Regions from separate parts of the Homo sapiens genome. Here all the other regions are linked to region 1. Evidence: chromatin loops called from intact Hi-C (ENCODE). Cell type or tissue: B cell. All regions are shown on one strand.

What was found. Peaks named below come from ENCODE experiments on the same cell type or tissue, not always from the same donor. Only the 100,000 strongest peaks of a DNase experiment are listed, where the experiment ranks them.
Region 2: it touches region 1 in a loop (3-fold over the local background); 6 of 110 quality-filtered maps call a loop at or near these places.
Region 3: it touches region 1 in a loop (7-fold over the local background); 39 of 110 quality-filtered maps call a loop at or near these places.

The regions. Positions count from the first base shown.
Region 1 is chr10:88,387,466-88,392,465 of GRCh38, reverse strand. The region is part of intron 4 of RNLS (renalase, FAD dependent amine oxidase); the gene reads left to right. Among named protein-coding and RNA genes, the nearest start is that of RNLS, 190 kb to the left of the region's middle. In B cell, CTCF peaks have their summits at 2,648 and 2,847 (motif pointing right); DNase peaks (open chromatin) are centred at 55, 2,825 and 4,525; H3K4me3 peaks cover 643 bases; H3K27ac peaks cover 2,957 bases.
Region 2 is chr10:88,268,491-88,273,490 of GRCh38, reverse strand. All of the region lies in intron 1 of LOC101929727 (a long non-coding RNA gene), which reads right to left. It also overlaps a transcript of RNLS not described here. Among named protein-coding and RNA genes, the nearest start is that of RNLS, 310 kb to the left of the region's middle. RefSeq lists an enhancer at 1,841-1,890. In B cell, no CTCF peak of the experiment used is centred here; a DNase peak (open chromatin) is centred at 2,080; H3K27ac peaks cover 771 bases.
Region 3 is chr10:88,106,086-88,111,085 of GRCh38, reverse strand. No RefSeq gene overlaps it. Among named protein-coding and RNA genes, the nearest start is that of PTEN, 240 kb to the right of the region's middle. In B cell, a CTCF peak has its summit at 2,459; DNase peaks (open chromatin) are centred at 2,685 and 4,545; H3K4me3 peaks cover 1,260 bases; H3K27ac peaks cover 2,097 bases.

The sequences.
Region 1 (5,000 bases):
CCTTGAACACTCCAGCAGGCAGTATGAAACTCTGCCTTCACTTTCACTTCCTGCCTCCATAGAGCCACAAGGTTAGGCAGAGTTGAGAATTTAGATCTTTCTCAGGTCTTAGCTGAGCATGCAGATAGCACTGAGTATGCTCACATCCCTACACATGAACTTGTACTTCTAGTTTCCCAGCATTATGTCTGTGCTTTTCAAATCATCCTGTGGACGTATCTTTCCACAGCTTCTCCTTTTAAGCTTTTGGTAAGCTGATTATTTGCTTCAACTCTTATGTACTGCCTCAGGCAACAGTGATGTGAAACAATTGCCACTCAGTCTTTTCTACAAATAATTGAAAATCATTTCTGTTAAGAAAAATATTCACATTGGGTGAACTCTAAGTCAAGTCACATAGAGACAATATTATGAGTGGAATATTTCAGGGAACCATCAGACAGGTCAAATAATGATAGTTCTCTGGAAATGGAGTTTGGAGAGAGCGCTAACCCTGTTCTATCCCCTCCGGGGGCTGCCAGACTGCCAGTGTTTATCATGATTGCAAGTTGTTGGTTTCCCAGGTTATTGCAGAGCTGGGGGCAGGGGAGGGAGAATGAGAAAAGAGCAGAGTAAAAGACAAAAAAGCTTAGTTTTTACTGACATTCAGCCATTTTTTTAAATAAAAGCTTACCTGATTTCTGCTAGTCTTTGATTAATTTCCAGAGTTCTGAAAAAGTTTACACTGACAATTTTTGCCAGTATTTTTATTGCTTGTATGGAGGAGAGGGTTTTCAGAGTCCCTTATTTTGCCATTTTCATTATCACCCCATGTCCTCTTTTAATAACAAATATTTTTAATAACATCTCTAACTATTCTAAAATGAAATTCATGGATAACATAACCTACCAAGACATTTTTTTGTTTTTTAGACGGAGTCTCGCTCTGTCGCCAGGCTGGAGTGCAGTGGCGCGACCTTGGCTTACTGCAACCTCCACCTCCTGGGTTCAAGCAATTCTCCTGCCTCAGCCTCCCAAGTAGCTGGGACTACAGGTGCCTACCACCATGCCCGGCTAATTTTTGTATTTTTAGTAGAGATGGGGTTTCACCATGTTGGCCAGGATGGTCTCGGCCTCTTGACCTTGTGATCCACCGGCCTCGGAACTCCCAAAGTGCTGGGATTACAGGCATGAGCCACTATTCCTGGCCAGTACACATTATTTTAAAATTACTAATATGATTGCCTAATTGTAATTTAAAGAAGAAGAAAGGAATATCATAATAATAATTGAAAATGCTTGGGGACAACTACACTGGAAGACATAATCAGACACACCTGTTTGTATAATCACTTTGAATTGGGATGTTACAAATTATTGCAGTTATATTTTCAGAGGATTCAAATGTCATATGTGCCATGGATATTGATATTATAATTTTCAAAAATGATTAACAATTCTCAGTAAGGTTCAAATGAAACAAAGTATAGTCTTCAGTTAGTTTACATTGGATTTGCATTTATGGGAAATTAGGTGTCTATTAAAACCATGAAAAGAAATATTTAATTTTTTATGTAAGATTGAATTTGGTCCTAGGCTTAAATCATTACATACAGATTTTTTAAAAATCTACATGAATAGTTGGTGGGACAGTAAAATCTAACATGATATGGAACTTCCCCTTACCTCCCTGACTACTACCCACTGAATGTCAGTTAACAGTCCCATAATAATTTATACTTTGAGACACCCTTCCCAAGAAAAATGGCCCTCATAAACTTCCAAAATATCCCCTAGAAGGCAGTACCATTCCTCTGAGAGCCACTGCTTTAGAAGAGCCAGCTGTTAGTTGTTTTTTGGCTTTGGGTTTTTTAAAATCTGAGGTGCACCAAGTTTCAAAGAAAGGTCCCCAATAAGAAAACCAACAAGCTGACTAAATGCATGTGTGCTATGGTCCCTGCTCACTACTCCTCTGCCCCACATTCCACCTTTCAGGAAGTTTGAGTACTGAAATAATACTAAATAATTTGCAGACACTTTGGGGGATTGGATGCTCAAACACTTTTTTCCCCTCTTTTATCTTATTTGGAATGAGAGTTTTATTTAGTGCATTCAGACGAACGAATATTAAAAACTTCCTTAGGTCCTCAAAGAAGGGCCTTGACATCTTTCCTTAGTGAGCTGGTCCAATGTTCTAAATCCTCTGAGCAGGATCCCTGTGGTGTGTGACCCAGATAGCGTCCCAGAGACTTTCACTTTATTTCCTTGTGAAGACACGTGAAAGCTGCTTTATCAAGGAGTCACTAAGTCTGGTCACAACACAGTTTCAAGGAACCAACACTGGGACACTTACCATTTTGATGATTTTATCAGCTTTGATGGTGAGCCTAATTACAAAAGTCCTATCAAATGAATATCCACTGGTTCTTGATAGACCACAACCAAATTGTATTTCCCCCTTGTGTTCCTAGCTATTTATGAATATTGTTGCAAATGCTGTAATTGCCATCACCTTCTTCTGACTTTCTCAATATAATACCTAATTAGTCAGTGTCAGTGTTGCCAGATGATATGAAATGCTGTGGCTTCTGGCCCTCATTTTCTAATGGATTTGGAATTGTATGTATTTATGTCATTGCTCTTCCTTTATAGCAACTACATGCCCTATCCCTGAATCTGTAAATATTCTGAGGCAGGTATATCTTGTAGTCCCCCAATAGCAAGAGTACCCTGCTTATAGTTTTTGGACATTTGTATTTAATGTTGCTCCTTTTATTTCTGTATGCATTCTCACTAGATAGGGCTTTAGCTTTAAAAACTGTGCGAATTTCATTCCACCAGAGGGCACCATGGTAAACTTCACTTTCAAAAGGATCCTTAACAACTCAGTTAAGAAATCCCTAAAAGGATCCTTAACAACTCAGTTAAGAAATCCCTAAAACCGAAATATTGAAACAAATGAATGTAATTAAAGCAGCAATACCTTTGACCAAGATATTTATTCCATCGTGACTTTTAAATCTCTATAGAATGATTCATTTTGCTAAGGGTATGTTAATCACTCTCAAGCACAACTTTGACAAATCAAAAATAGATAGCAGGCTTTATTATGGCCAATGTGTGAGCTCCACAGACTGTCAAAAAAAGAAAACAACAATAACAAAAAAAAACCCAGCACAGTTCTGTTAGGAGACATACCTCTCCTTTTCTGGCTCCAAAAGAGAATGAATGCTTTTTGAATCCTAGGAGGTAAACCAATATCGTAATTTCCTACATGCTACAAAATAGCCATCTTTAGTAAAGCTCCAATTTCAGGGTGGATTTTAATTGTTTACTACTAATAAACCTTGGGAGTTAATTTATACCATCCCTCAAGTCCCAACACAAACAGATTCCCTTTTCCAGAACTCATGGTGGCAAGATTCCATAGAACTCCCCAGATGATGGCAGCTACTATCAGAGCTCTCAACTCTGACAGGAATTAACAAATAACAGGTTACAAACAGGAAACACAGTGTCTCATATCCATGGCTCCACTGATGCATGGTACTATGTAACATGTAGGGTATGTTAATTCCCTGATATTTATTCACTTATTCATTCGACACATAGTTATTGAGTATCTCCTGTGTACCACGTTGTAAGCTCTGGGGATACAGTGATGAGGGCAATTGACCTGATCCTTGTCTTAATGGAGTTTGATTACTAGTAGGGGGAAGTCATATAAAAAGACGATGATAAACAAGGAATCAAATAAAAACATAAGTAATTTCAGTTTGAGAGGTCACAGAAAGTTAATAAAAAGGTTCTATGAGAATGAAGGGAACTCTCACACAGCTTGTGAGAGTAGGACTGTCTGTGTAGATAGCATGAGATAGGAGAAAGAGCTAGCCATGTGATAACATGGAGACAGGGACCAGCAAAATATTTAAGTCTCTTCAGCTGGAAAGACTGTGCTGTGTTCTGATAACAAAAAGGAGGCCTCCATAGCTAGAACAGTGAGTCCTAGGCAGAGTGAGGCAAATTAAACTGGGGCCAGATCCTGGGAAGGATTTTGAATTATTCTCAGGCATGTTTTAAGCAGGATGGCATAGTCCAGAGAATGGATTTCAAGGGAAGGAGGCAAGAGCTGGGGAAGACAGGGTGCCAGAAAGTATTGAAACCAAATAGCAAGTTATTGCAGTGGCTCAGAAGGAGAAAACAATGGTGATTATGGAGATGAACAGAGTAGCCTTATTCAAGGTGTGTTTTAGAAGTAGAATCTACAGGACTTGCTGATAAATTAAACATGGAAAGAAAATTAAGACAAAGATGACTTACAGGTTCTTAGCTTGAGCAACTGGGTGAATGGTTATGTTGTCGACTAAGCCTGAGGAAGGAACAGCTTTCAAGGATAGATGGAAGGAATAATTAGGTATCCAACTTCTACGTGTTAAATGAAAGGCGACTGTGATACACCCCAGGGAAATATATTCAGGACTGCCCTCTGAGCCCTCTAGACATAGGTTTCATTTGTACCACAACCATCTCCCCTTCCAAATACCCACAGAGATGTTTCCTATATCTATGTTTTCAAGGTGTGTGGTCGTGAAGAACAGGGAGCCCTTCACTCCTGTCTGCATTGCCCGCTAAACTACAGGCTGACGTGCCTTCTGATTTTCTTTTCTGCTGTCAGAGCATTTGCTTCCCTCTGTCCTACAGGACAACTCTAAATCATTATCTCCACAACACCTGCTCCATATCAAAAGTGTTAGATTTTTAGCCAGAAGACATGCACTATTTTTCTTACTAGCTGGGTGACCTGGGGCATGCCATTTAACTTCTGGGAGCCCTGCAGGTCTTTGTAAAGACAATATCAATGATTACATGTAAAAGCACTTTGTAAACTGTAAGCAGTTACGTAAATAGGCTTGTTATTCTCATTTTTGTCTCAGTCTCCACCACTGTAACAAATAATCTTCCTTTTTTTTTTTTTTTTTTTTTTGCTCTGTTCTCCTCGCTTTTCTTCTTGCGTGCTTCTT
Region 2 (5,000 bases), 120 kb after region 1:
TGGGATATTTTTTGTGATATAATGTTAAGAGAAAACCCACAATATGTAATGCTAAGTCAAGAATACAGGATGCTTGTCATTTCTAAAAAACATCAAGTGAGTATAACATGCATTTATGTGTGTACATATATTAAGACCAAAAGAAATATTCAATGTCTTCAAGGTGGTGGGATTTTAAAAAATTTTCATTTCTTTCTTTATATTTTTTCTGTATTTTCACAATGAGCAGTCAGGCAGCCAATTGGCCTTGTGTTGAGGTGCTCCAGAGGGCAGAACCAAGACTAGCAGCAGTAGGAAAGTGATTGAAGCTAATATCAGTAAGAAATTTCCAATAAGCAGAGCTTTTCAATGTGGAGCAGACCTCTGGGAGTTTCTTTCTGCCAGCCCAAAATGTTTCCAGCAGAGGCTGGGTGACCACCATCCACAGTGATCCACAGTGGGGAGAGGTCACAAGAACAGTGCATCCCAACCCTGGCTGGGCCACAGCATCACCCGAGGGAGGATAGAATGCAGATTCCTGGGCCATGAACCCTATCTACCTGGATTGAAACTCCAGGGCTGGGGTCTAGGGATATGTATTTGCCTTAAACTTCCCCAAGGAATTCTAAAGCAGCGAGACAAAGTTTCTACACCTGAGAATCCCTAGATTAGAGACTTTCAAGGCAGCTTCCAACTTGGAGATTCAAAGCAATTTTGCAATTCAAAGGTCTAGAGACTATTTGAGTATCTATCTTAAAAAAACGAAGACAACAGTATAGATGCAAAGGGAGGCACGGCTGGGGTTGAAGGATGGAATCATTTGAAGATCAATACTTTTTCATTCATTTATTTATTCAACCACCAATGACCAAGAGCCTGTGCTGTACCAAGTTCTTCATGTAAAGCACTTGGGATATGTTAGGGATCAAAACCGTTTCCTGCCCTCATAATGGTCACATTTAGGTCAGGTTAACATAAAACGTAGATTCTTGGGCCCAGGAATGACTGAATTAGAATCCCTGGAGAGGGACCCAAGAATCCATATTCTATAAATGTTCCCAAGGTGCTGCCTGTATACACTAATGCAATGTTGTTTTTCAAAATATGGGCTTTGACTCATAAGTGGTTTGTTATAGTAATTTAGTGAGTCAAGAAGCTTTTTTAAAAAATTAAAATAACAGAAAAAAGAACAGGAAAAGGAAAGGAAAATTAGAATGCTGACACATGGAAACAGTAACTTGTTTCATAAAGCTTCTGTTTCTGTGCCCTGGGCCACAATGTAAACTGGGTTTCAGATGGAAAACCATTGCTAGAAAATATGATATATAAAATACATCACTGCTCTAGTCCTCTCTAACCCCTGCACGCAACAGTTCTGTTTTAGTCCAAATCTGGAGGTGAGATGCTGGGGCACACTGACCACCTTGAGGAGGGACAGGCTGTTCTGGGAATTTGACTCACTGGGAATATCCCTGCTATAATGCCACTTCCTTTTTCTTTTGGATTGAGCCTAGGGCTGCACTCTTGCACAGATGGTAAAGTCTCCAGCACATGTTGCATCATTTTCTCTGGTAGACATGACAGAGCACTGCACACTATCTGTCCTGGCCTTCGTGGCAGAGTTAGAGCCGCATACAGAAACGAACTCCTGGGACCCATTGCTTCCATTTGCTAGGCTGCTTTTTAGGGGAACAAGAGAGCAGGTCTTATACAACCAATTTTCCAGGCCAAGTCCTGGGTATTTGATTTGGGCCCTTCATATCAGGTCAAAACCATATGCAACCCATACTTGGCAACCAAGATGAAAGATACCAATTGTTTTAAATAAAAATGAAACCGGACGGGGTGAACAAACCCACATAAGACAAGCTGAAAAGTCCTCCCAGGCTCTCTGAGAACCCAAGAGCCTGCTGTGCTGAGCAGACCAGGGATGTTCCTGTGGTTTACTTGTTTGCTGTCACGGAAGTTTTGCTGTCACTAAGAAGAAAAATCCAAAGGCTAATTCAGCATAAATGGTCCCCTTGGCTGCACTGAGGGCAGTCACAGGTGAGTCATAAACAGTGTTGAAAAGTAGAGATCCACCCTAGAGGCCTGAGACATGCTGCTTTTATCTCCAGCTCAGAGCAAGAAAAATGTCTCAGAAGGAACTGAAAATGGAATTACTCAAACTGAAAACTGCTGTCCTCACCAGGAGGATTCCTTTCCTGACCCAAGTCTGGGAAGTGCCACTGGTAAACCCCCAGAAATGAATTTGCTCATCAGTGAAGGACAGAGCTAGATATTCTCAGATGTACCCAGTGACATTTTCGCAGCATTAGAAGCCAAGCCTCCTTCACCTCAAACCAAATCACTGAAATGCTTGATTCTGTGCAGCTGTGGTAGAAATGCCCTGTATCAAAGGCAGGCTCCAGTACCACAAGCCAAAGATAAATAACAGAGGAAATGATCAAGACCATGACCTCTTGATGACCCCCTGGAGCTAAATCTTTGCTAGACCTCAGAATATCAAACAGGCCACCAGCCCGCCAAGAGCAGTTCATGAACAGTGTGGAAGCCACCTCAGCCTGCGAGAGCCTGGCTCTCTAGAAACTTGAGACATCCCAAAGGAATTTCTTGTTTTATCCTCCCAAACAGGGGTTTGTTAATTCTTTCTTCAAGTGAAGAAACCCTTTCCAAATAAACGTACCCAGAAAAGGTATTTTCCATTTACTTGGAAGTTGGGGTTGTATGTATCTCTTGTCCGGTGGTGAACTATTAGTATTTTGAAAAGTGTGTTCTCCCACCAACTAGCAAAAAAAATGAAACAGAAATACAAGGGCCTTCTCCTACTGGAGATTTTGATTATAGATTCAAACAGGCAAACATTATGGAGTGTTTACTATTGGACAAGTATTGAGCTAAGTTCTCAGAGGATCCTGAGTGGAACCAGACTCAAGTTGCTCACAGAGGGAAACAGTGGGCAGCTGAAACTTAGGTTTCTTTCTCAAATCAGTGTCATAGCACCTGAAGGAAACTCTGGGCCACCACTTCGAGTTTAGGAACCCCTGAGGCACAAGACAGCAACTGAGGCTGAAGGGACCCAGTATCTAACAAGCAAGACTTGTCCCCTAAATTGCCTTTGGAGTGCCTGGCCTGAAGACTGAGGCAAGCCAGCTAAATCCTCAGAATAAAAGATGTGGAGAGCAGCCAGGAGACACCACCTGATGCTCAAGGAGAAGGAGATCTTGACTGCACTTGACCGCACTAGGAGTGCAAATAGGTCTAATTTGCGTCTCTTAGCTGCAAGACTCACCGTGGAGTACAAAGGTCGATCAACGGAGATTATAGGTAGAAATAAGTGTCATTGTTTCGTTTACTCCTCTCTCCTCTTGTCAAAGAGGGCCTCAAAGTTTAGAAGACTCATGTTCCCGGCTGGCTTAAAGAAATGACTCTTCTTCTCAGGGCTTTGTCAGAAATATGAAGGGTTTGGTTAGACAAGTGGATTTCAAACTGCACTATAAGCTGGGCGTGGTCACGCACGCCTGGAGTCCCAGCTACTCGGGAGGCTGAGAGAGGAGAACCACTTGAACCCAGGAGGCGGAGGTTATAATGAGACAAGATCTTGCCACTGCACTCCAGCCTGGGCAACAGAGCGAGACTCTGTCTCAAAAAATAATAATAATGATAAAACAAAATAACAAACTGTGCTATAGTCATAGAAGTTATATTCAAATAAAACCTTCTATTGTTGTGTACATAAATCAAGTCCAAAGAAGAGCAGCACTACAAGTTAAAGAAGGAACACATTGTATTCCTCTAAGGCCCCCTCAAAGCAGTGTAAGCCATGGATAAAGGAGACTTCTCAGGCCCCTGTTGCCCAATTCTGAAACCCTTTTTTAAAATGCCCCTCAGACATCCATGACTTCTGTCTTTGGCCTGTTGTGGGGCAGTCACCCAAATAATGGATCAAGACCTTGTAAACCCAGAGCCTCCTGTTTCAGCAGGAGTCAGTTAGGCCAGGCCCTAGTTTGATGATGGGTAAGAATGACGGCTCAGACCTGCCTAATATAGCTGTCACTTTGGTTTTTCTGCCAAAGCATCAAGCAAGCAGTGAAAAAACATGAAATTAGGGAGGGAGGACTAATAAAATAGTTTCATGCATAGGACCTCAGCTTAGTATACTAGCCCTATTTACATATAGACAACCTATTCTCAGGAATCTCATTGTAAATACTCCTTGATTCAGAGAAGTATCAGTTCATATCCACTCCCTGTGAATGCCAAACCAGGGCCCTGTGTATGAAAATATTTTATTCAATCTCATGGTTGTCAAATATGTTTAAAAGTGGCCAAAGAAGTCTGAAAGATTTGATGCACCTGCATTTTGCATTATATTGCTTTCTCCCCAAAGAGGATATGTCTCTTTGAGTTTCACTGATCTTTATTATAGATTCCAGCAATTTTCTGACTCTAGTGAACATTTGTTGATTGTCCCCCTAACATCAGGGCTTAACAGCCTTTCTTTCCAGAGGTTTTATTTGAGTAGGCTTCCTTTCACTACCCTCAGTCCGTGTGGCCTGGGGTGGGGCAAGCCACCATGTGCTGGAGTGGTCAGAACCCCTAAGCCTGAGTTAGTCAGTGCTTCATGTTGTATTGGCCACACCAACTGGTTCAGAGGTAAAATAAACTTGAAATAAATTCATTCTGTCAGACTGGGACTCAGAACATTGCAAGAGTTTCCCACTGGACTTGAAGCAAAAGATCTGAGCCAAAGCTGCTGGTAGCCATGCCACTCTGTGGGGCAAGTCTAGAGCTGCCAGGGTCCCCATAGGAAGGTCAAGAATAAAGTTAACACAGAGGATGGGAGAGCCAAGAGATGGAGATAAACTGAGACCTGATGGCATCATTTGAGCTCTGAATTCAGCCCTGGCCTGTCTGCCTGTAGGAATCAATAAGTTCTTCTTTCGCTTAAGCCATCCTGATTCATTTTTGAAACTGTCATTCTAGTGAGAGAGATATACAGCATGCAGGGGCCATGGAAT
Region 3 (5,000 bases), 280 kb after region 1:
GAAGAGAGGGCTGCTGTGCTAGTCCATCATCTTCTCATGAAAGGTCACTGGTGTCGTTTCTCCAGTAACTTCTGGAAAGATGAGCAAGCATACCAGAGAGGTCCTCTAAACACAGCACACAAACCTTCACTTTTGGAGGAAGGTTCGTCTTTCCCCTGCTTTGCTGGCAGTACATGGTGTTTCAGCAAGACTGCCACCCCAAAAAGGCTTGTATGGTGAGTTTAAGAACCATGACGGGCTAAATCTTCCTATGGCACTGCTCTGATTATGTATCTCACCAGCCATGACCCCTTTAAAGGGCTCCCAGTTGCCTACTTATTTGGTTAAAATCCACTAGCAAGTTAGACCCTTCTCACCTCTAACTGCTCCTTTGGAAAACATTCCAGGATTCCCTCACACCAAGTAGCCTCCCCCATAACATGTTCCTATGGCACTCTCAACTTCCCACCCTTCACACCCTCATGATTTCTTAAGTATTTGTTTAATGTCACCAGAGCTAGACTGCTCAACCCTGTGTTGGTGGGGACCAGGTCTTTTTGTTCACATATCCAGAACAGTGGCTGACACTGAGTAAGTCCTCAAATATTTGTGACTCACCCAGTGACTGACCAACTTACTTACTATTCTGGTCCTAACTTAACCTTTTCAGCTTCCTCTCCTGATTCTCCCATACATACACCTATGTTCCATCCAAATCTACCATTCCCTAACAACTGTCTTTACTTTTCCTCCTCTGTAACTGTTCATGCTCTTCCTTCTTCTTGGATAATGGACATTATTTTCATCCCAAATAAGGACAACCAAAAACTGAGAAGACAGAAGAAATTTTTTATTGATGTATAATTTCACATACCATAAAATCCACCTGTAGTTTTTAGTATATTCACAAGTTTGAGCAGCCATCACCATTATCTAATTCCAGAATATTTTCATCACCCCAAAAAGAAGCTCTGTACCCATTAGCTATTGTTCCCAACTCCTCTCCTCCCCCAGCTCCTGACAACCACTAATCTACTTTTTGTCTCTATGGATTTACCTATTCTAGATATTTAATTTAAATGGGATTATATAATATGTTGCCATTTATGTCTGGCTTTTTTCACTTAGCATGATATTTTCAAGGCTCACCCATGTTGTAGCATGTATCAGTACTTCATTCCTCTTTATGGCTAAATAATATTCCATATGTGTTGATATGCCACATTTTATTTATTCATTCATCAATTAGTGGACATTTAGGTTGTTTCTATTTCTGGTTATTATGAATGATGCTGCTATAAATATTTGCATATAATTATTTGTGTAAACATGTGTTTTCAATTATCTTGGTTATATACCTAAAAACAAAATTTCTGGGTCATAGGTAACTCTATATTTAACTTTTTGAAAAACTGCCAAATTGTTTTTCTAAAGTAGCTGTACCATTTTTACCTCTCTACCTGCAATGTAAGAGGATTTCAGTTTCTCTACATCCTTGCCAACACATGATATTATCTGATGATGATGATGATCATGATGACAATTGCCATTCTAGTGAATGTGAAGTAGTATCTCATTGTGGTTTTCATTTGTATTTTTCTGATGGCTAATGATGTTGAGCATATTTTCATGTGCTTATTGGCCTGTTTTATATTTTGTTTGGATACATGTTTATTCAAATCCTTTGCCTATTTTTAACTGTATTTTTTTATTGTTGAATTGTAAAAGTTCTTTACATATTCTAGATTCTTATCAGACATATAATTTATAAATATTTTCTACCATTCTATGGGTTGTCTGTTTGCTTTCTTGATAGTGTCCCTGAAACACAAAAGTTGAATTTTTGATGACGTTCAGTTTATTCTTTGGTTGCTTGGGCTTCAGGTGCCATATCTAAGAAATCATTGGCCAAACTAAGGTCACAAAAATTATGTCTTTGAGGATGTTGCCTTCTAAGAGTTTTATAGTTTTAGCTATTACAGTTAGGTCTTTGACCAATTTTATGTTAACTTTTGTATTTAGTGAGAGTCAGAGGGTCCAGATGGATACTTTTGCATGTGGATATCCACTTATCTCACCACACTTGTGGAAAGATTATTCTTTCCCCATTGAATATCTTGGAAAGAAGAAACATTTTTAAGACAATCTTGACCAAACAGTCTGGCCCTGATTAAAAAAAATAATAATAAAACAGCCACCACAGTCTGAGGTATGACAGTCAAGACTGCAGAGATTGGCTGGAATATTTTGTTCCTACCTACGATGTGAAAATTCCATGAGAAGCATCTCAGCCCACCTCTCCTATATATATATTAGTAGGTTTTAACCTTGTTTAGAGTAACTTATCCAATGAGATTGTGGGCTTTTTAATATACATAGTAATATTCTGCTTAAAATGTTAAAAAGTTCACAGACACCCTCAAACAAAAATCCTATCCACAGATCTTTGGTTAAGAATCCCTGCTCTACTCTCCTTCCCACAGAGTTCTACCATTGCCAAGGCTGAAGCGACACCCCTCAGTGCAGCTGACTCACTTTGTGTTCTATTTATTTGTTTGTGTGTAGCCCTGATCTCTCCTTTAAGCTCCACAGTGCCACCTAACTCCTAGATATGTGTACCTTGTGCCCAGGCATCTCCAGCTCAACACATTCAGCTCATCATCTTCCCTCCCCCCACCCAGCTCATACCCCCACTTCCCTTTTTCTGGTCACAGTGCTGTTCTTCCCATCACGCAGGCTCAAATCTCAAAGTCATCTTCACTTCTTCTTCCTCTCACCACCCCTCCCCCAACAGCTAATTCAGTCTCCAGGTTTATATAGTTGTTCCTTTAGCCTAACCACCTGTCAGTACCCTGCCTAGTCCAAGCTCCTATTCTGAGGCCTGGGCTGATGCAACAGATGTCTCTGGCCTTGCTCATTTCTTGCCTTTGGGTTCTATACTTTCTAATTTATTTGAGTGCCAGACTTAACAGGTGAAAGGATAGTTCTGAGCATTTCCCTCTCTGGCTCAGAAAATCTTAATGGCTTGTCGTGGTCCTCTAAATGCAGTGCAAACCCAACTGGTCAGAAGTCCAAGAGCTTCCATTCTCTGACTGCAGCCAACCACCTGGCTTCATCTCCCGACTCTCCCCAGACTCCATGTCCCAGCCAGTAGTGGCACCAGTGACATTATTTGCACCATCATGCCACTTACCTTCACTCACTGCCCTGCCACCATTCTTGGCAAGCTAACCCTGCTGTGCCTTCAAGCCCAGCCCACTGTGATTGCCTCTATGAGGACTTTCCTGATTGCTGCAGGAGGACTCACTCATCTCTCATAGTAATTTACTTATTTTTATGTGACTTTTGCCATTATTGTGCATCTGACACCTCTCTTAGCACACAGCAAAATGCCTTGAGCAAAATGCTTCCTTAATGAATATTGGTCACATTCAGCAGTGATTCTCATAAGGGAATGTGAATCAGAATCACTTGGGGAACTTTTCAAAATACCCCACTTTGGGACCCAGACCTCAATATTTGAAAAGTTTCCACTGATGATTCTGATGTGCATCACTAATTTGACTACTTGTCAAATTAACAAATGATGGTAAAAAATATACTGAACATCTACTATGGGCCAGGCACTGCATATGCATTATCTCATTTAATCCTCACAGAAACTCTGGGGTGGGGTGGGGGAGGTGGTATTATTATTTGTCCATTCTTCAGATGACGAAACTTGCGCTTAAAGAAACTAAATGCTTTGCCTTAGGTGGGTCATGTATAAATAAATGAAGTAAGTGAAATGAAGGTCTCTAAAGGTCACTTACAATCTATTTGAGAAATTTAACAGTAATTTCCCAAGAAAATCTATGTTCAGATTTAATAATTTTGAGCTGGTTTCTCATTTTCTTAGCTTTGTGACCTTAGACAAATTACTTGCCCTATCTGAGCATGTTTCCTCTTCTGCGGAATGAGCATTATACCTACTATTATTGTAAGGTAGAAGGAAGGATTCAGTGAGTTACAATATGTAAAGTACTAAGTGCCTACACACAGTAAACGCTCAATAGGTTAAGCTATAACTATCATTATAACTATTTTTATTCCAAAATATGCACCAACCCAAGGTATTTCTTCTTAGCTGCAGTCAGCAATGGGGGCTGAGGGTCAGGAGGACTTAAGTAGGTCACTCGCAAGGCTGACTCTCAGTGTTCAGAGCCGGTCTTATAGGTGGGGCAGAATTAATAAATAGATTTTTACTGAGGATTTCTAGGTGTCAGGCATTGGATAAAGAGGTGAATAGAGATAGGGTCCCTACCCTCAGAGAGATTACAATTTTTTGATACTGAGACAAGGGCCACTCCACCCATGGGGGAGTTTGCCCATTGGCTTGGAGGCCTGTAGGTTCTTGGGGAACCACCTGTGTCAAGACTGTTTCCCTCTGAACTTAGGAGTGTCCCATTTCCACTGCGTAACATTCCCCTCCAAGACAGCAAGGGCAGCAAGAAACACAGAGAGACTTTGGGGTTTCATTACTTCTACCACTGCCTGGAATCTCGTAGCTTTCAAACTTCCCTTTGACATTAACCAAACATGGTCTAGTTCTGCTTTCTCTCCTTCCTAAATGCACTCTAGGGTGGGGAAAGGGGGTGATCTTAAATGACTGCAATGTGTTCTTCTGCAGCAAGAACACAGGCATATGAAATATTTCAGTTATTGCAGCCTGCATTGGACTACAAGTGTTATTTTAACTCTTGAAATTGCACAGCGTTTTTTGGATTAGCAGTGTTCTTTCACATACACCCAGTGAGGTAGACATTATTACTCTCTGTATAGAAATTAAGAAACTGAGTCTCAAAGAGTTTTTGTAACTTACCCAATGCCACAGCTAATGAACCTATTTGACATGAAACTTTTGGGGAGGTTCTTTTAAAGGGAAAAGAGTGTGGGTGGAGGTTGAAAAGGGAATCTTTTGCCTCCCCTCTTTTTCCCATTTCTTGCCTAAAATTCAGACATTATGGCTATCGTGCAAGCAG